Regions from separate parts of the Homo sapiens genome. Here region 1 is linked to region 2. Evidence: chromatin loops called from intact Hi-C (ENCODE). Cell type or tissue: PC-3. All regions are shown on one strand. Each heading gives the region's core, and the rest is flanking DNA. Links, peaks and the distances in the headings are about the cores only.

The links. A loop is a pair of places that touch in the nucleus more often than their neighbours do. Peaks named below come from ENCODE experiments on the same cell type or tissue, not always from the same donor. Only the 100,000 strongest peaks of a DNase experiment are listed, where the experiment ranks them.
Region 1: a loop joins it to region 2, with 5 times the contacts of the local background. A loop is called at or near these places in 1 of 110 quality-filtered maps.

What each region holds. Positions count from the first base shown.
Region 1 is chr4:48,478,528-48,489,214 of GRCh38, forward strand. It overlaps SLC10A4 (solute carrier family 10 member 4), which reads left to right and starts at 4,816. Exons shown (of 3, transcript NM_152679.4): 1 at 4,816-5,624; 2 at 6,405-6,615; 3 at 9,900-10,687. The coding sequence starts at 5,035. The coding sequence ends at 10,412. RefSeq lists a cis regulatory region at 3,086-3,481 and silencers at 4,736-4,785, 4,866-4,995. In PC-3, for the core only: no CTCF peak of the experiment used is centred there; no DNase peak of the experiment used is centred there; H3K4me3 peaks cover 438 bases.
Region 2 is chr4:48,419,654-48,430,340 of GRCh38, forward strand. SLAIN2 (SLAIN motif family member 2) reads left to right here. Exons shown (of 8, transcript NM_020846.2): 7 at 472-790; 8 at 2,358-6,548. The coding sequence ends at 2,424. Among named protein-coding and RNA genes, the nearest start is that of SLC10A4, 58 kb to the right of the region's middle. In PC-3, for the core only: no CTCF peak of the experiment used is centred there; no DNase peak of the experiment used is centred there.

The DNA.
Region 1 (10,687 bases), core at 2,083-10,082, 59 kb after region 2:
CAAAAGTGGCCAAAACAAACATGTCTGTACAATAGTCCCCCCTTATCCTCAGGGAATATGTCCTAAGACCCCAGTGGATGTCTGAATCTGTGGGTAGTACTGAACCCTATATATATCTACTATGTTTTTTCTATAAATACATACCTCTTACAAAGTTTAATTTATAAATTAGTTGCAGTAAAATATTAACAACAGTAACTGGTAATAAAATAGGACAATTATGACAATATGCCAGCATCACTACTGTTGCACTTTGGGGCCATTATTAAATGAAATATTAATTGAACACAAGCACTGGAATACTGAGACAGTTGATCTGATTACTGAGCCTGCCTACTCAGTGACTAATGGCTGCCTGTCTACACTACCTACCCATTGGTCACTAATGCCAGGCACCTGTAACCCCAGATACTCGGAAGGCTGAGGCAGGAGAATCGCTTGAACCCGGGAGGCGGAGGTTGCAGTGAGCCAAGATCATGACACTGTACTCCAGCCTGGGCAACAGAAGGAGACCTGTCTCAAGAAAAAAGAAAAGACAACAAAAAGGAATGCAAAAATCCTCCATAATCCAATATATTTTGGCCCAGTCTTTTTGAATGCAACTATATAAATACTTTTAAAGAAACTGGGGCCAAGAGCCACCCTGCAGTCTGCTATGACCATGCCTACATGCCTATGAATAGCCACTGCACTCCAGCCTGGACAATGTAACATCTCTAAAAAAATTTTTTCTAACAAAATACAAAAGAAAGAAATCAACATAAAACGGTACATAACTTGCTTTTTTCACATAAAAATATAACATGAAAATTTAAAATAGTTGCATAGTATTTATTCTATTATGTAAATAAAAAACAATTTACTCAACCAGTTGCATATTGTTGGATACTTAGGTTGTTTCTAATTTTTCTTCTACCAGTCTTATACGTTGTACTTAAATTGTCTGCAAGTCAGATGATTTCTGTAAATAGGCAAAATACATAATTTATAATAAAGTATTTTTATTATTAAACTGAAAAAGTTCTATTTCACTAGTAGTTAAATAAGCACAAAATATGAAACTTTTAAAACAGCATATTGACAAAGATTCTTAAGGTAGCAGTACTTACTTCTGGAAATGCAATGGAAGAAGCCCTCAAACACCTTTGAGGGTGCTGAGGTACTGAATACAACTTCTGTGTATGCTTATTGCTTTTCTGCCTACTCAACATCCATTTTTCCTCTTTCTGTTAACAGCACCCACTATTCCTCTGAGGAATCCCTTCCCCAAATTTGAGTTGATGTGTCTTGAGTGGGGATGAGACCACTCCCTTGCTTGAGTGAAAGCATTCCATCCTATGGCCACAATGATTGGTTGAAGGATGGGTACACTTCTCTTGCCTATTTTCTATTTAATTTTTAAATTTAAATGCTTCTACTCTTAAAAAGCCTCCTAGCTTCCTTTCAAGAAAAGTGGCCAAAACAAACATTAGTGTACAATAGTTCTCCCTTATTAATCCCAAGTTAACCCCAGGACTTTTATGAGAACTCCTGGAAGTAGGTGCTCTCTTTCCATGATTGTTTCTATGGTAGGATATATCCAAATTGATTGTATCCTTGCCACTGTAACATAATAGCATATATCTGAATCTTTTCCAGTACTGAAAAATGGCATCTAATTGCTTCAATTTAATTGCTCTGGATACTAGTGAATGTGACTATTTTCATAAACATGTTGGCTGCTTGCATCTCTTTTGTGATCTTGTGTCTATTCATGTCATTTGCCTCTTTTCCTATAAAATAACACAATAAAACTTATAAATTAATCATAAATTTTCTCTTAATTTCTTAAATGATGTTTTTACTATAACAAAGTTGAAAGTTTTTATGTATCCATATCTACTGAGCTCCCCATTATGATTTCTTCTGTTACTTTTTTGCTTAGAAAAATTTTCCATATCCAAAGATGAGATAAACACTTGCCAATCTTTTTCTCTAGTATTTTGTTGCATTATTATTATTATAATAGTTAACCCTTTAATCTACTTGGAATTAGCTTTGGTATACACTGTGCCACAAAGCTCTAAATTTATTTTTCCCCAAATAGCTAGCTTAATTTCATCTTCCTTCCTTCCTTAATTTTTTTTTTTGACACGGTTTGCTGTCACCCATGCCTGAGTACAGTGGCATGGTCATGGCTCACTGCAGCCTTGCCCTCCTGCGCTCAAGCGATCCTCCCACCTCAGCCTCCCAAATAGCTGGTACCACAGGCATATGCCACCACAGGCATGCGCCACCATGTCTGGCCAATTTTTGTAGTTTTTGTAGAGACAGGGTTTCACCATGTTGTCCAGGGTGGTGTCAAGTTCCTGGGCTCAAGAGATTTGCCCACCTTGGCCTCCCATAGGCGTGAGCCCCATGCCTGGCCATATTTTCTAAGTACTATGTTATCTCTCCCTTTTACATATTGTTTCCCCCTTGGGAAAAGAATACTTCACTTCACCAGTGTCACCACACCAGTGTCATCACACCTGGAGAATGGGCTTAAACCTAATCCTGGGGTTTTCTCATACATAGTGAGGAAGATGAGAAAGAAGGGGAGGCCAGAGCACCTGTTTTCTTTACAATGACAATCACCCCATCAGCAGGAGTGACATCAGGTGTGTAGGTCCCAAGAATCCCCCAAGATTGCAGGTGCAACATGCCCCATGATTTACAATCGCAGCCCATCATCCCCTTCTTTTTTATTTTTTCAGATGGAGTCTCAGTCTGTCATCCAGGCTAGAGTGCAGTGTCACGATCTTGGCTCTCTGCAAACTCCACCTCCCAGGTTCAAGCAATTCTCCTGCCTCAGTCTCCTGTGTAGCTGGTACTACAGGCACACACCACCATACCCAACTAATTTTTGTCTTTTTAGTCCAGATGGGGTTTCACCATGTTGGCCAGGCTGGTCTCGAATTCCTGTCTTCAAGTGATCCACCTGTCTCAGCCTCCCAAATTGCTGGGATTGCAGACAAAAGCCATGATGCCAGGCCCCTTTCTGTTTTCAGTCTTCGCCCATTGCACAAGTTGCCGCCCAAGTCCCTCCCTAAACCCTGAGAGGAGGTAGTTGGATGAGTTGAGTTGGTCTGCCTCTAATTACTGCTTATTTAATGTGATTGTGAATTTTAATATCATTAACATGATGAGGGTTTCTGAGGCAAATAGGAGTGGTGCCTGCACAGTTGGCTTCAGCTGGATCCCTTGCCATTTGTGTTCTTGGCTTATCTCATTCTGTGGTTTCAAGACTGTGAAGGCTCAGCAGTGCCTTCCCTCCTTATCTTGTCTGTTTCTCCACACATCTTCCCTGGGTCTACTAATGTAACGGTTGGGTAGCATGGATCATTGTATATCTGAATATCTTTCTTTTTACCTACATAAGGTGACATGTCAACTTAAAATATTTTTGGTCACAACCCACTTCCTTTAAAGTTTAGCTCACTGAAGTTTTTTTTTCTGGGTTTAGTGTTTTGGAAAAGTGTAAGGGTACATTATCCTCCTAGATTCTTGCAAAAGCTCTGCCCTCGTGGAATTTACAGTCCAAAAGAGAAAAAATAAATTATTTGTGATGAAGAGTGCAATATGCTTTGCATTTGCAAAGTCTTACTTTTCATAGTCTCCATCATCTTCATGAGATTTGGGGAGGAGGAAAGGCTCAGCCCACCCTTGGGTAATAGAAGTCACTCTGTGCCAGGACAGGAGTTAGGGAAAAGTTCCCAGATAGAAGAATTCACTATATCTTGGCTCCTTGTGAAAGCAACCCTGGGCTAAGACTGAGCCTTGATTTCATTCTAGAAATTCCTGTTGGTTTTTACAACTCAACTGACTATCACTTTATGGTCACCCCCAGGGAGCTAGATGCCTCCTTAACAGGCCCCACCTGGTTGGTAAGCAGCGAAATTATTTTCCTTTCTACATGCCATCTAGTGACTGACTTAAAAGTTGTTGCATCTCCATTCCTAAGAGCTCTGCTTTTGAATTGTTTTGGGATAAACCTGTCTCAAGCAGGGAATCTCAGCACTTTATTTCTTTTCAGTCCTTTAATCCTAATGCCAGGGCCTTACTCATAAAGCTTCGTAAATCTGTGGCCACTGAAATATCCTCTCTCCACCTGCCAATAACTTCTTAAACACACATTTTTCATGGAAATTGTTATTAGCCAAGCTCTTCTCTGCCCTCTTTAGGGACACATCGCCGTGCAGATTCAGCCAGGTACTTGTGGGTTCGGTTGATAAGACTGAGAATTCCTCGTTCCTCAGTTTCCTCGTTTGTAAAAATCGAGCTTGTAAAAATGGTATCTATCTCACGGCTTTGCTGTAAGAATCGAATGAAATAATGCACACGCACTTGCACAAAACCCGCTATATTATTATTACATTCTACTTTAAGACTGAAAATCATGCAAAAAATTGTTTGCAAATTCAAGCCAGATATCGTGTCCTGCTTACTAGAGAATCGCTCATATTAAGTCAAGCACCCCTCTTAGGGCTGCAGGCTATAGGAACAGTTTCTGCCATGAGCGTGCATCGATGAGGTTATCCACCCGCCCCCTCCACTTTGTGTGTCTGGGTCTCCAGATTTCATTATAAAGAGGCAGAGCCCATCAGAGAACTTGATCGGCAGCCAGGAACGGTTTTTTCCTGCTCTGGTCCTTTGTCAGGTCTTTGTTCCGCCCCTGGCTACACTCGATAACAGAACCACTTACTGGCGATTCACAGGAGGGGACCGGGCGGCAGGGCGGGGCGGGGCCTGCGGGGCGCGGGGCCGCGGCGCGGAGCCGGCGCAGCGATTGGGTTCACCCGGGGGGCCGCGCTGCGCGGAGTGCCAGGCTGCGGGCGGCTGCAGACCTGGGAGCGGAGACCGGCCCGCCGCCCCCGACGCCGCCGAGCACGTCAGCGGCGCGCAGCCGGGGCTCGGAGACCGACGGGCAGAACGACGGGCGGCGACTGCGGCGACCGCGGGACGGCGAGAGGCACGCGGCGGGAGGGGACCGGAATCCGCAGCTCCGGCCGCGCCATGGACGGCAACGACAACGTGACCCTGCTCTTCGCCCCTCTGCTGCGGGACAACTACACCCTGGCGCCCAATGCCAGCAGCCTGGGCCCCGGCACGGACCTCGCCCTCGCCCCTGCCTCCAGCGCCGGCCCCGGCCCTGGGCTCAGCCTCGGGCCGGGTCCGAGCTTCGGCTTCAGCCCCGGCCCCACTCCGACCCCGGAGCCCACGACCAGCGGCCTCGCGGGCGGCGCGGCGAGCCACGGCCCTTCCCCGTTCCCTCGGCCCTGGGCGCCCCACGCGCTCCCGTTCTGGGACACGCCGCTGAACCACGGGCTGAACGTGTTCGTGGGCGCCGCCCTGTGCATCACCATGCTGGGCCTGGGCTGCACGGTGGACGTGAACCACTTCGGGGCGCACGTCCGTCGGCCCGTGGGCGCGCTGCTGGCAGCGCTCTGCCAGTTCGGCCTCCTGCCGCTGCTGGCCTTCCTGCTGGCCCTCGCCTTCAAGCTGGACGAGGTGGCCGCCGTGGCGGTGCTCCTGTGTGGCTGCTGTCCCGGCGGCAATCTCTCCAATCTTATGTCCCTGCTGGTTGACGGCGACATGAACCTCAGGTACGGATCTGTCTATTCCTTGGGCATCTGTCTCATCCCAGACGCGCGTTTACGGCCGTGGGCTCACGACGAAGGACAGAGGCAGTGGAGGGGTTGGAATTAGGCGTGGAGGAAGGAGGAGAAAAGGAGAGGAAGTTGATGACGCCCCGGCTTTAGAAGTCAAGGCCGACCTGCAGGTTGTGCTGCTAGGGGAGCAAGCTAGACGGCGAGGGAGCTGCTCCAAGGCTGGGATTCCATGCGCAGCGCGGCCCTTCAGCAGGGTCCCTCGCCGTCCTCCCCGAGCGTCGGGGTGGCAGCGCAGGTCGTTGTCCAGTGGAAGACAAAGAGAAGGGGGAGTCTGAACTAGAACTCGCCGGCAACGTAAAAGTAAAATAGGGCTACTGGCCCGTCAGAGAAAGTAATCTCACATAGAGTGCAGGATTGTTGAGTCCGACCAACAAGTAGCAGTCAGCAGCTTTACCATGGCTTACCTTGCAGGGGGCTTGCAAGGAAGAACGTTCCTTCCCCTCAGAATCATCCAGGCTCAATAGACTTTATAATGTCGAGGGCAGCAGTACCGAGACAGGGGGCTTGTTTTTCCTCCCTGCCTTGGGTTCATAATTCCATCGGTGTTAGACGTGCTGCTCTCTTGGCACTCTCCTCGGATGTAGGTTCTGCCCAGACTTCAACCCCGGGACTTGCAGTCTCCCCGTTCCACCTCTACTCAACATACAAGAAAAAGGTTAGCTGGCTGTTTGACTCAAAGCTCGTTCTGATTTCTGCACATTCCCTTTTCTGCAGCATCATCATGACCATCTCCTCCACGCTTCTGGCCCTCGTCTTGATGCCCCTGTGCCTGTGGATCTACAGCTGGGCTTGGATCAACACCCCTATCGTGCAGTTACTACCCCTAGGGACCGTGACCCTGACTCTCTGCAGCACTCTCATACCTATCGGGTTGGGCGTCTTCATTCGCTACAAATACAGCCGGGTGGCTGACTACATTGTGAAGGTAAGGCCCCCTCTTCCCTTTCCATACTAGCTTGGAGAGCCCTTGATCTCTGACCCACAGCAGAAATGTTAGGAAGTTTGGAGAAGGCGGAAAGGAAGAAAAGGACTTGGAAGTAGTTGCATGGATAAAATTTTTTTTAAAAAGTTTATGCTACAAAGATAACTTCCACTTTTGGGATTCCTAGAATGACAGCTTTAATTAAGACACAGCTTAATCAAAACCAGCATAAGAGAACTATCAGTACTCATTGGAAGGAAACAGATCATAGCAGGGTGGGGAAGATGACAGTGTAATTAAATGGCAACATATTTTCCACTAATTGTATATAATTAAACATAAAAGCAGATTAAATAAAATTACTTTAATAGAATTGGTGCAGTATTTTAGAAATGCATGGCTATCTTTTCAAAAATGGAACTCTAATTCTGAGAAACTCTGTAGTAGGTTCCTTTAACATTTTATTAAATTTTTAAAAGTAAGTTGATACTAATAGGACAAAAAGTAATGGAAAAGTTACATTGTAGTAATAGAACACACAAAATATTGGCTTTAAAGCACAAAATAAAATTGGGTCCTGGATAAATAATGGAGGTTATGTTGACCTTACTAAATGTGTTTCTTTTTCTTTCTCCATTGCAATATTTTATATGGCTTATAAAGCTAGTGAAAAGATAGGGGATTTCTATAATTTGTGCAATATTTCTCCTAAGGCTTTGATTTTTTAAAAAATGAATGCTTTCTGTAGCAGTAGAGATTTTAATAGTTTAGTAGATTCTAGTAGTTGACTGGAGGAAAAAAAATCTTTGCAAAATTAAGCTGTCTTTGAAAATTCAAAAACAGTAGCAAAAAAGAATAAACCATGACCAGGATGCTGACTTCAGGTAATTAATCAAATAAAATACGTAACTATTACTGCAAAATGCACAGGCAAATTCCTTTAGACAAATGAAGAGAAAAAGAGCCACCCTAATGTTTCAATTATGTAGATTCAAGAAGACATAATCTTTTGTTTTACTTATTTTCTAAAGTAATTTGATTATATAGAGTCAGCTTTTATTAATATGAAAAGTAGAGAGTTCTTTTCTGTGCATATATCCAGGCTTGAGTAAAAGAAATCCTGCTCCATAATACACATGTATATGTGAATGTAAAAATGTATGTGTACATGTAAATATGCATATATTAATACCTGTAATATATACTCATAGATACTCTTGAGATGCATTAAGAACTTGTTAATCTTAATCATTAAGCTAATGCTATTAATGTGATGGCATTTACTATAAAACCTTAGGAAGTCTAAGAGAAAGTCAATCAAATGACCTATTTACACACCCAAAACAAGAAATATATTTAAAATAAATATATTAATAAATTAATATATTTAATATTTAAATATAATAGACATAAGATTAGCTACCTTTGAATTTAAGGTTAACCTAGCCCTATTCTTTAATTAACACACTATTAAGAAACGGTTTATATAATTGTTACACCTTTGCAAACACTTCAAAATGAGCATTCAATGTCAATGCTTGCCCAAATGATTTAAAATAGTTCTAAGGGACTTTGGAGCCAATATTTCAAAATGAAGAAATCAGACTGTTTGTCAGCGCTTTCAATGTGACATACTTTGAAATGGTATGCTTTTACATGTAATAGCCTGGTTTCTGCCAATTATGCATCTGTAGTATCTGTACCTTATATAATAATTATTGCAGCATCCTCTAGGGTAGAATTTGTGACCAGCTCAGATAAATTTTAAATAATTTTTTAAGAGTGTAGAGTTACGCCATTCCCGAAGACTGCAAAAGGGATATCCCAGCTATCCAGGGAACCAGAAGCAACATTTAAGCTGTTCTCTCTGGCTCTAGTTTCCTTTCCCTGCCCACTCCTCATTAAAAAAAAATAAGTTAACTACCAATATGAAGGAGAACGAGGAGAGGAATTTTTAGATTTCCGCCTTACAATTCATACAGACTGTTTTATTTGAATGAGTGAAATGTACCAGTCAGAACATCAAGATGACACGTTTTATACAGAAGTCAGTTGTACTGTATCCGAAATCCATCTATTGTAATAATACGTAAGCATCATTACAGACTTATAGATGGGAGGTTTCTCATGAACAAATAAAAAAGGGGAAAGTTGCCAAATTGCAAAGAATTCTTCACATATTTATTTACATTTTTCTCTCTTACATAATCTAAGAGTAGGTAATTGTTTCAATATTGCAAGCAATCCTCTGCAGTATATTTTGAGGGTTAAAAAGATCACACACTGAGCTTCAGACATTTTAATCAAGTTTCACAAGTTTTAACTCATGTAAAATGAGAACTAATTTCTTATGGAAAACACGGGGTTCAGTTCAGGGAAAGTAAACATCCACTTGTCTGCTCTGATGATCAGACCATACCTGGGGTATTAGGTTCAGTTCTAAATGCCCTGTTTTTAAGAGGCACATTCACATATGAAACACATTCTCAGAACAGTCAGGATACCAAAACAAAGTTATGTGATGGAGGTTTAAGTTTGGGGATGATCTGCCTGAAGAAGAGTAGCCTTCCCCTGATAACCAGTTTTTAAGCTTTTGAAGAGCTGTTTTTCAGGAAAAAAGCTTTTGAAGGCTATTTTTTTTTGAAGAGCTTTTTTTTTTTTTTTTTTTTTTTTTTTTTTTGGTGAAATGGAGTGTTGCTCTGTCACCCAGGCTGGAGTGCAGTGGCGCGATCTCTGCTCACTGCAACCTCCACCTCCCAGGTTCAAGCAATTCTCTGCCTCAGCATCCCGAGTAGCTGGGATTACAGGCATTCACCATCACACCTGGCTAATTTTTGTATTTTTAGTAGAGACAGTGTTTCACCATCTTGGCCAGCCTGGTCTTCAACTCCTGACCTCATGATCCACCCACCTTAGCCTCCCAAAGTGCTGGGATTACAGGTGTGAGCCACCGCGCCTGGCCAGAAAAGCTGGGTTTTTTTGTTTGTTTTTTGTTTTTGAAGAGCTGGTCTCTGTCGCTCCTGAGAGCCTATATCCAACTCAATGGCTAGAGGTTATAGAAGGCAAATTGTCCCTGGACATAAGGACAGGCCTCCAAACAATCAGAGCTGCCCAATGTGGCTCTGGATGCTTCCTGAAGAGGTGGCCTGCCCATCTTCAGAAATATTCTGTCAAAGGTCTCCATTTTGTGTTGGAGAGCATACTAGATGGGTGTTTTCTTCCGTGAGCTTAGGATTCTCTCGCCTGAGTTCATCTTCAACCATCTCATTGTAATTTTCTATTACTAGGTTTCCCTGTGGTCTCTGCTAGTGACTCTGGTGGTCCTTTTCATAATGACCGGCACTATGTTAGGACCTGAACTGCTGGCAAGTATCCCTGCAGCTGTTTATGTGATAGCAATTTTTATGCCTTTGGCAGGCTACGCTTCAGGTTATGGTTTAGCTACTCTCTTCCATCTTCCACCCAACTGCAAGAGGACTGTATGTCTGGAAACAGGTAGTCAGAATGTGCAGCTCTGTACAGCCATTCTAAAACTGGCCTTTCCACCGCAATTCATAGGAAGCATGTACATGTTTCCTTTGCTGTATGCACTTTTCCAGTCTGCAGAAGCGGGGATTTTTGTTTTAATCTATAAAATGTATGGAAGTGAAATGTTGCACAAGCGAGATCCTCTAGATGAAGATGAAGATACAGATATTTCTTATAAAAAACTAAAAGAAGAGGAAATGGCAGACACTTCCTATGGCACAGTGAAAGCAGAAAATATAATAATGATGGAAACCGCTCAGACTTCTCTCTAAATGTGGAGATACACAGGAGCTTCTATCTTGCTGAAATATTGCTTCATATTTATAGCCTGTGGTAGTGCACATGGTTAACATAAAAGATAACACTGGTTCACATCATACATGTAACAATTCTGATCTTTTTAAGGTTCACTGGTGTATTAACCAAACGTTGTCACAAATTACAAATCAATGCTGTAATATAATTTGCACCTGGAATGGCTAACGTGAAGCCTGAATTAAATGTGGTTTTTAGTTTTTACCATCACCAATTTCTATGACTGTTGCAA
Region 2 (10,687 bases), core at 1,734-9,733:
TAGTTACAGTGTCAGTAATATGGGATTTGGACATAGAGCCTCCAGATACTTGATACATGTTTACGTGAATGTTTCTTTTCAGGGGAAATACATTTCAAATTCTAGACAACAGTTGGGTAGTCAACCTGTTTTTCACCTCTAGAATGTTTGTTCATATGTGGCCCACATTAGTTGCTACTGTGAGACAGAATCCTGCAGTGCCTTTTCTCTTCTGGTATTATGGATTCCAAGCTGGCCTATTTAAAATACTGTTGTCAAAGACAGTTGTAATCCTCTAAGTACTTGGTCATTTAGAACTCACAGTTACTTTTTTTCTTTTAGTAGCCCAGGAATAGCTTTTATTGTTTGCATTGCTGTGAAGTTTCCTGAATACACATGTACTAGTGCCCAATCATCAGTTGTAATTTAAAGCAATGGTTTCATATATACAGATTTCCACTCAAAAATTGGTTTTTCTTTGCCATCCCACAGTACCTTCTCCAGGCAAATTCCGTTCCCCTGCAGCACCATCTCCTTTGGCTCTTCGGCAACCAGTGAAAGCATTTAGTAACCATGGCTCTGGTTCTCCTGGTAGCCAAGAAATAACACAGCTCACACAAACCACCTCCTCACCTGGGCCTCCTATGGTTCAGAGCACAGTCTCAGCAAATCCTCCCAGCAATATCAACAGCGCTACTCTAACCAGACCTGCAGGGACAACTGCAATGAGAAGTGGCTTGCCCAGACCCAGTGCCCCTTCTGCTGGGGGCATACCAGTGCCTCGCAGCAAACTTGCACAGCCTGTTCGCAGGTAAGTGGCAGATGTTCTGTTTCAGCATTCTTGAGTGCCTGAAAGTGGATAGACTGGAATGAATTAGCTTCATCCGTATGTTTGATAGTAAACAGAAAGTCATGGTGGATTCCCACCAGAGTTTTAGTACCATTTGAATAAAACTTTACTACATTGTTTTTAAGAAATCCTCATTTGGGACTTTTACCAGTTTGGTTCAGATTAAATTTGTCCAGTTGCCTAACGTGATTAAGCATCTCAGAGGACCCCTAGAAAAAAAATTGTTAGAGCCTCTCAATTTGATTGTGATATTCATTCATTTCGAATATAATTATATTCAATAAAGATGATAAAGGTATATTAGAATATAGAGTGATATTTAAGATAAAACTTCTAGCTACCAAGTCTGAGTATAATCTATAAGCATGGTTTTCAAACCCTTATTCTATAATTCAGAATTATCTGTGAGATTTATATAAATGTAGGGTGTAAGTTTTACCTTCAGAGAGTCTAACTTAGTAGATCTGTTATGAGGCCCAGAATCTGTGGGTGTGCTAGGTATTTTGTTGTTGTTTTTTGTTTTGTTTTTGTTTTTGTTTTGTTTTTGTTTTGAGATGGGGTCTTGCTTTGTCTCCCAGGCTGGAGTGCGGTGGTGCAATCTTGGCTCACTGCAGCCTTGACCTCCCAGGCTCAAGCAATCCTGTCACCTCAGCACCCCCTGTAGCTGGGACTACAGGCGCACACCACCATGCCTGGCTAATTTTTGTAGAGATGGGGTTTTACCATGTTGCCCAGGCTTGTCTGGAGCTCCTGAGTTCAAGTGATCTGCTTGCCTCAGCCTCCCAGAATGCTGGGATTACAGTTGCTGGTTTTTTTGTTTGTTTGTTGTTTGTTTGCGTAATCTTCAGATGATTCTGAATCAGACAGGTTGGGAATGATGCATCTGTAACCTTTCAAGAATGGGATTACCACCATCAGTAAACTTTGGTGTCAAATATAATTAAACTGGAAATATTTATCACTGTGCTAAATAAGTAAATGCTTGCTTTGTTTAATCTTCATAATAATATTAAATGAGTAGGTATTCTTATTTCTATTTTTCAAAAGAGGATATTGAAATTTAATGGAATTAAGTAATTTGCCTAAGGCCACATAGCTAATAAAACTATGAGTTCCAAGTATGTCTGACTTTGGAGCTCTTTTAATCACTGTCCCATACTGCCTTTCTAGTGATGCTGACACTGAGCTTCTAATATCACATTCATCATTCTGCCTCTCAAAATAATAAGTAAATGATAAGGTTGGTTATCTGTGTGCTTGGAAAAGGTGAGACCATCTTTTCCTTTCTTTTATCTAGTAGCTATGTTAACAAAATGGGAAGTCATCTGGTGCCCAGTAAAACTTGGAAGTTGTGAAAATGCAGAGTGTGGGGAGGTTGTACTAGTACCTGTTTAGAGCTTAGGACTTGGTACGGCCTTCATGGGATCGTGATGCCACCTGAAGAGTAATTAATATATGTGTGAGATAGTATGGTACTATTTCATAAAGACATTTATCAAATTTTAATTACAAAATTGCTTTATTACAGATCCTTGCCAGCTCCTAAAACCTATGGTAGCATGAAAGATGACAGTTGGAAAGATGGCTGTTACTGACCAGCAAAGACAAGAATGCAGAAGTCCACGGCTTCATGGATACCCTTCACCAGGCTAAAAAACAACTTTTATATGCAGACTGTTCAGATAAGACTCTTGGGATTTATAAAATCCCAGCCCTCTCTGTCTTAATTAGCACAAACCGACAGAGATCATCAAACAGCACTTTAATGACATTTAACATCAGATGTGTTTGGTAATCATACAATCACTCTCCATAGAATCACTTTTAGTTTTGTTTAATAGAAACTAGGTTGATTTTTAAAAAATATTTGACAGAGGCCAATATCTGGGCAAATACCTAATGGATGCCAAAGAGAAATGCCCATTTGTAAATGAGAAAAATGCCCATTTGTGCACAAGAAAATGGTGAATTCAGGCTATCCAAAACTTCACATTCAACCTAATTTACTGTATAAATAGTATCAATAAATATTTGTGTTAATGAGAACTAATATTCTGACTAATTATCTAAAGTGTTTCACTAGTACACCAGGAAACTACAGATTGAGATTAGGGGGTGGGAGGAAAGAAACCTGGGCTAGAGATTAAAACATTCCTAAATTTAGCAGAATTTCAGAAATGATTTTTGCAGATTCATTAGAAAAGAAAAATTGTCATTTAATCTTAAGTTTTGGATGTAGCTCACATGTCACCACCACCAGATAGTGTTACAGCATGTATCCATCATGTTGCATTGACACATCAAACTTGTGTGTGTTTGTTTTGATTGCCAAAAGGGCTTAATATCAGTTGTACAATCTTTCTGAACTTTATAGTTCCTGGCTCAGGAAAGATGGCCTTTGCTATTGAAGCCAACTTCTTCACATGCTGTTATCTTTACAGAACTAAGAGATCTTGTTTCTATTAGCAGGTTTTCATGATAGGAAAGAACAAGTAGTGTGTGTCTTTATTCTTGATACAACACCACCTCGGTGCTTGCAACCTGGAACAAAACCATACCATGAGAGAGAGGGGGAAAAAAATCTATGCACTTAACCTACAAAATCTCTGGTGATGACAGTTGTATTGTTGCTATTACATGGCATAACGGTCTATTATGTGGTAGGAAAATATAGCCTGCTAAATCCTACTTAAGTTGATCCACTTTAAACTGAGTAACTGTATAAAACATCTATTGAAAATTCTTTTCCTTTTGACTTAGATTCTGCCTTACATCAATTTTTGCATTTTTGGTAAAAAAAAAACCCTACTACGTATGACTCTAACCTGATACTTGCTCTCTAATGGCTCTTAATATATCCTTGAAATCGGCTATTTCAATTTTATCAGACTTTTACCAGAGTAAAACTTGCTTCTGTAGCAGGCCTCTCATTTTTTATTATGAGGTCTGTTTTTAAATACTTAATTTGAACAGCTCTAAGATATTGTCACTTAGGTCATCTAAAAGCTTTTAGAGATTTGAACATAAGTTCATTTCCTGTTAATCAAAGACATTCCGTAAGTTGGCAAAAGAAATTGGGAGAGAGAAATAGAAGGCTTGATATTCTGGACAGCATTAAGGTTGATAGGTTGATGATAAAAACTTAAAACCAGGACCTCCATTCTGTCATGACTGACACCATGGTAGTCTGTCAGCTTGACCAGTGGAGAGTCATTCATTTAGCACAAGCAGCTGGAGATTTAAACTGCCAGTACTATGTATTTGGTGTATAATGCAAGGAAGAAACTTTATCCTTGAATTTGAGGGTGATGGGGTGGGTCAGGAAAGGATGGCGCCAGAATTCTACATGATAATGAACTAAAAAATGTTGCTTTTCAGAGGAAGATAAAGCATCTTCTTTTGGGAGGGGGGTATCTCATGTCTAAGTAAGTAAAAGAAAGAAGTAGCTACTGTCTCTTTTAAAAACCACGTACAAAACAGAACAAGTCTCAGTTTTCAGTGCAACATTTCAAAAAATATATATGCTGCAATCTAATAATTAAAAGGAATTTTACCTATTATGAAACATATTACATTTTTTAAGTTAGATAATCAGTTTCAAAAGGAGTATTCAGGTTATTTAACTTTGTTTTTAAATGGCTGCATCAGAAAAAAATGTCTATTTTTTTTTATTAAAATATTTCATCACTTGTTAAAACATATTTTTGATCTGAGTTTGGTAAAGTATTATTTTACCTGCTGTTGTACTACCACAGACTGTTGACTTTTAGTTTCTTAAAGAGAAAAATTGCCTTTTTACTAGAAAGCCTTTGTATATTGCAATTTTTCTGTTTGGGAAAATCTAAGGATTTACTGTGGTTAGTCTTACAGAAGAAATGTGGATTTGATAAACTAGTGCCTATGATTTTAACTTATGTTTGATATATAGTAGTAAGGGTTTTATGAATGTTGATTATTTTGTGCCAACAGCCCAGAATTGTCACTTATATGTAAGCAGAAAACAATGAGCTCTGCTTCCAAAGTTATTTAATTTTCTCAGTGTTTGAATGTTATTTTTTGTAAGTGTGTTAATAAAAGTGTAAAGAATTGGAAAAAATATAAATATTCTTAACTCAAGCATTTGCTGGATCATTTTTCTACAAAACTTGTTTGTACAATATAAAACACTCTCTGAAGAGTTGACTTTTTTTCAGTTTCGTATCCTGGAAATCACATTTTGTAAAACTGGGGACCATTCATAATTGTCAGATACTTTTTAAAATTATCTCAATACATCACTTTTATAAAAAAAAAAAGTTTTTTTGAAAGAAAATTAGATACATATGTGGCCCCAGATGTTTGTATAACTCTAGAATGATCTAGACTATGTATGTTTAAATTAACTTTTTATTGAATGTACAGGTGTCCATTTTTGACGTTAAGCATGGTCCTTTAAGGTCACATGACGTTTGATTTGCAAACATTTCTATAGCCGAACTTGTATATGTGGTTGCCTCCTTAATAAACAGCCTGACCATAATGTTTATTATTAAATTTATATTCTTTAAGTGTTTAATTAATCTCTGGATATGGTAAGATTCCTTTTTTCCTCTCAGTTGCCTACACTTGGTTTTAATAAATTACTCAGTTGAGTTTTTCTTTAACCACAGAAACCCAAATCATATTGCCCTTTCAGATTTAGTCTTCATGGGGTTGGATTATGTCTTATATTTTCTCTGTCAGAGTTATTTCATATATGGATTTTACTTGAAGGAAATTTACAGTTTACTCTAAATTGATTTGTTCTTGGAACTTTTTTACCTGCTGTGAATTGATACCTAGTTATAAAAAGCTAGCATTTGCCTAGATCATAACTATGTATGGTATCTAGTTAGAAAAAAACAAGCAAAAAGCTATTATGAGTTTCCAAGAGGGACAATTAATGCATTTTCATACCAAATGCGAATATTTAGGTGATCACGTGCATCTTTTCTTGTATGGATGGAAAAATCAAGAATTGTACACTGTTTAATGAGTTCTCCATATTCCTTTAGGAGATATTTGCTTTGCAATTACATGTTACAATTAGAATAATTACAATTAAAATAATATTACATGTTACAATTAGATTAATAGTGATGAGAGGGAAAAAAGACACCCTTCTGTTTTTTTCTCTCAAGCCAGTCTAAAAACTTGAAGAGCCATTTAAAATTAAATGTCACTATACTTGTATTATAAATCAATACATAAGTTTAAACCTGTTATATACTCAGTGCAACAGAAAAACCCATATGGAGGTTCAACCACTGATGTATTTTGAATGATCCTAAATATAAGTCTTGGGTGGCTAAATGGCCCTCTGCTTACCAGTCTGAAAATGAAACCGATTATACTCATCGGCCTTATTTACTGTAATACAAACTGGTTAAAACTATGTTAACTGAATGCTAGTTTGAAACAAATTATCTACATTAAGTCATCTTAATGTTTTCTCTTTAAAAGAAATAAAAAAATCTGTTTCTTCTGATTTCGAAAGTAATAGAAACTCTGCTGTAGAACATAAACTAAAAATATTAAAAAGTATAAAGGTAAAAAATGATAGTTGTCTGCAATCCCATAATCCGGAAATATTGAAGTACTGTCCGTAACATGGTTATGACATGTTAAGTGGAAGGGTAGAAGGTCTTTTTTTTTTTAAGGAGAAAATGTTTCTTTTAAATAAATGTTTCTTATGTAAAAATGTTGACATGAGTTTGCTTTTGCACAGAAGTATACATTAACTGCTATTGAAAGCTTGGCATATATCTTAATTCCTGATTTTAGATATTTCTTGATAAAACTATCGTATGTATTGTTTGTATTGTTTATAACATTAATTGGTTTTTTACAATTTATACTTTTTTTTTTTTTTTAAACAGTCTTGCTCTGTTGCTCAAGCTGGTGGAGTGCAGTGGCATGATCTCGGCTCACTGCAACCTCTGCCTCCCAGGTTCAAGCAATTTCCCTGTCTCAGCCTCCCAAGTTGCTGGGACTACAGGCACATGCCACCATGCCCAGCTAATTTTTGTATTTTTAGTAGAGACCGGGTTTCACCATGTTTGTCAGGCTGGTCTCAAACTCCTGACTTCATGTGATCCACCCACTGTTGTACCTGCTGTTGTATTTTTTACCTGCTGTTGTACTACCATAGACTATTGACTTTTAGTTTCCTAAAGAGAAAAACTTTCTTTTTTTTTTTATGAGATGGGGTCTCACTATTTTGCCCAGGATGGTCTCGAACTCCTGGGCTCATGCGATTCTCCCGCCTCAGCCTCCCAAAGTGCTGGGATTACAGACATGAGCCACCACGCCTAGCCTCTATACATATTGAAATTTGAGAAATATATAATAAATTATAAAGAAGAAAAAGTACCTAATTCAATAGGTAGTCAGCCACTTAAATTTGAAGATAATGTCTTTGTTTCTTTTTCCTTCTAAAATTGTAATCATATGCTTGACAGTAACTTTTTCTGAAGTCTGAATTCATGACTACCATGATGTAGATGGATTCTGCTGCTACAAAAAAAAGCCATTTAGTTCTGGAAAGAGTTTATAAATATTCTAAAACTTTGCCAAACTATATTATTGTAGTCCTTCGTATCGTATCCTTTGTTGATACTTGAATGCCCCCCACCACCACCCCTGCCTCCCATCTACCATGAATTGACAGTATTGATTGAGTACAATGCCAGTTTTAAACCACCTTTAAAGAAATAACAGGCACAACCAAATAGGCTAGTCTTCAGTAGAGTTATTAAACTTGATCACCGGAAGGGCTATTAAAACAGATTTCTGCACTGTACTCCCGAGAATTTCCAAGTCCAAAAATTCTAGGAGTAGGGTTCCCAGGACAGGTCAGGTGCACATTACTGGACTAATTGACTGTGACTAGAGGATTGGCGTTGAGGTAGAACACTAGCTATGGTTTTCTACTGTGAAAACCATATGGATGGAATGGGGAAAGACCATTTTCCCTGAAGGTGATGCTGTCCCAAGAAAGTAGGCCAGGTCTTGAGCAAACAATACAGTAGGTACACATCACAAATGTCTCAGTGCATATTATATAAAATGATTATACCATGTCAGTGGTCACTGACCTGGAGGAAACATTTGTAGTAAGAAGAGAAGTTTCTGGTAGTATTTGAGCTCCTGGCTCAATACAGGAGGCCCTGTATTACTCCTGTCCATGGATTCCACTAGGCATCTTGGTATGCTTATTAAAAGTTCCCCTTCGTACATAGGCCAGTTTAAGCTAAGGTTCTATCATTTGCAAACAGCAGGAAGAGATGATTTTTCAAATGTTTTAAAAATTGATAAATTATGTACAGAAGTTTGTACAACTCAAATGTTCAGCTCAAAGAATTATCACTAAATTACTACATGTGTAATCACCATGTAGACAAGAAATAGAATGTTCACCGCACCCCAAAAACTCTCCTAGTGTCATCTGACAATCTGCTTCCTTCCTCTTCTACAAAGATAACAGTTACTGACTGGGTGGGGTGACTCACACCTGTAATTCCAGCACTTACGGGAGGCTGAGGTGGGAGGATCGCATGAGCCCAGGAGTTGGAGACCATCCTGGGCAACATAGTGAGAACCCCATCTCTCAGAAAAAAGACAACAGCTATTCTGACTTCTAACATTGTACAGCATCGGTGCATTATATAACATCTCAGTCAACATGGTCTGCCTATAGGTCAATACTCCAGTAAAATTATAATGAGACTGAAATATTTCCATCGCCTAGTGACATAGCCCAACGCATTTACTCACGTGTTTGTGGTGATGCTGATATAAACAAGCCTGCTGCGCTGCTAGTCATAGAAGTATAGCGCATAATACTTGATAATAAACAACTTTGAAACTGGTTTACATATTTACCATACTTTATTGTTATTTTAGAATGCACTCCTACTTATTTTTAAGTGAACTGTAAAACAGCATCAGGCAGATCCTTCATGAGATATTCTAGAAAACATTGTTATGATAGGAGATGACTGCTCCATGCATTTTATTACCCCTGAAGACCTTCCAGTGGGACACATGTGGAAGTGGAAGACAGTGATATTGATGATTTTGACTCTGTGCAGGCCTAAGCTAATGTGTGTGTTCATGTCTTAGTTTTCAACAAAAATTTTTTTAAGGAAAAATGTTTATAGAATGAGATATAAAGAAAATAATTTTGAGCAGCTGTACAATGTATTTTAAGCTAAGTATTGTGAAAGAGTCAAAAAGTGAAAACTGTAAGTAATAAGGTAAAAACCTTGCAGTAAGCTAAGGTTAATTATTGAAAAAAATTTATAAATCTAGTGTAGCCTAAGTACAGTGTTTAAAAGTATAGTAATGTTCTAGGCCTTGACATTCACTCACCGACCCACCTCAAGCAACTTGCAGTTCTGCAAGCTCTGTACATGTTAAGTGCCCTTTACAGGTATCTCATCTTTTATCTTTTATACGGTATTTTCACTGTAGCTTTTCTGTGTTTAGATATGCAAATACTTACCATTGTGCTACACTCACCTACAATATTTAGTGCAGCAACATGCTGTACAGGTTTGTAGCCTAGGGCTATATCATATTGCCTGGGTGTGTAGTGGGCAGTCATCTAGGTTTGTGTAAGTACACTCTGATGTTCCCACAAGGGTGAACTCACCTAACAAGGCATTTCTCAGAATGTATCTGTGTCAAGCGACACATGACTGTAATTTAGTTTTGCCTACTTTTGAACTTTAAGTAGAACCATACAATTTGTATTTTTTCTTCTTTGAAGGGTAATTTTTTCTTTGAAAGCTGAAAATGATTTTCTCTTAGTCACTAAACAGAAATAATGTGAGATTCACCCATGTCGCTGATGTCATTGTAATTTTAATTTGTTCATTTTCATTGCTGCTGTTACATGCCATTGTACAAATATATCACAGTTTGTCCATTCTAATGTCAAGGACAGTTGTGGTGTTTCCAGTTTGGAGCTCTTAAGAGTAATGCAGTTTTGGATTTCAGTATAGTCAAAATGGCATAAGCCCATTGAAGCCTCTCTCACTGACTAAAAATTCTGTACAAAATGTAAAAGACAACTGAGAACACTGGGGGTGGGGGTGGGGTGGGGGGTAGCAGCAGGATTGAAGACGGAGTCAGACCTGGAGAAAAGACCCATACAAGGGTGAACTTCTCATTTCTCCCCTCTTTCTTGACCCTGAGCCAAGGGAGGGCACCCAGAAGAGCTGTCACAGAGGCCCTTCTGGCAGATAAACTTTGAGGAAAAACCCAAAAGATGAGAAAAAGGAGTTCCTGGAAGCTAGAGAATGTCAGGGGAAATCCCCAGGTATTTATGTTTTCTCTCATGGCTTGTCTTGGGTAAGCCCTCAGGTAAGCTGTGCTAGCAAGTGGTGCCAACAGTTAAAATTGATGGAAGCACTCTCTCTGGGCAGAGGAAATGGGAAAAGAGCCTTTGCAGTCTTGAAGACTGGAGGTCATCTGCATTTTTCTCTATTTACTCTCTCTGTTCTGAGGGTGGCCTGAGTTGTGGGAACTGCATAGTAATAGTGGTGGAACTAAAATTCCAAGCAAAACCCTTGTTTCTGGCCAGAGGACAGGGGAATGGGCTGTCTTAGGGCATGATGGGGGGAACCAGAGAGAACAAAGCAGAAGGAATCCCTTTATTCTATGTGTTAATTAGTACAAGCTCTAAGCTTACATACTCAGGACAGACCCAAAGCAGCACACTAGAGGCTTTAGGAACTAAAGTACAATTTAAACCACTGGCCAAGACACAGATTACTGAGCAGTACATGATAAGCTTGATCCAATATAATATAACCCTTTTTGAAAGCAACTGGG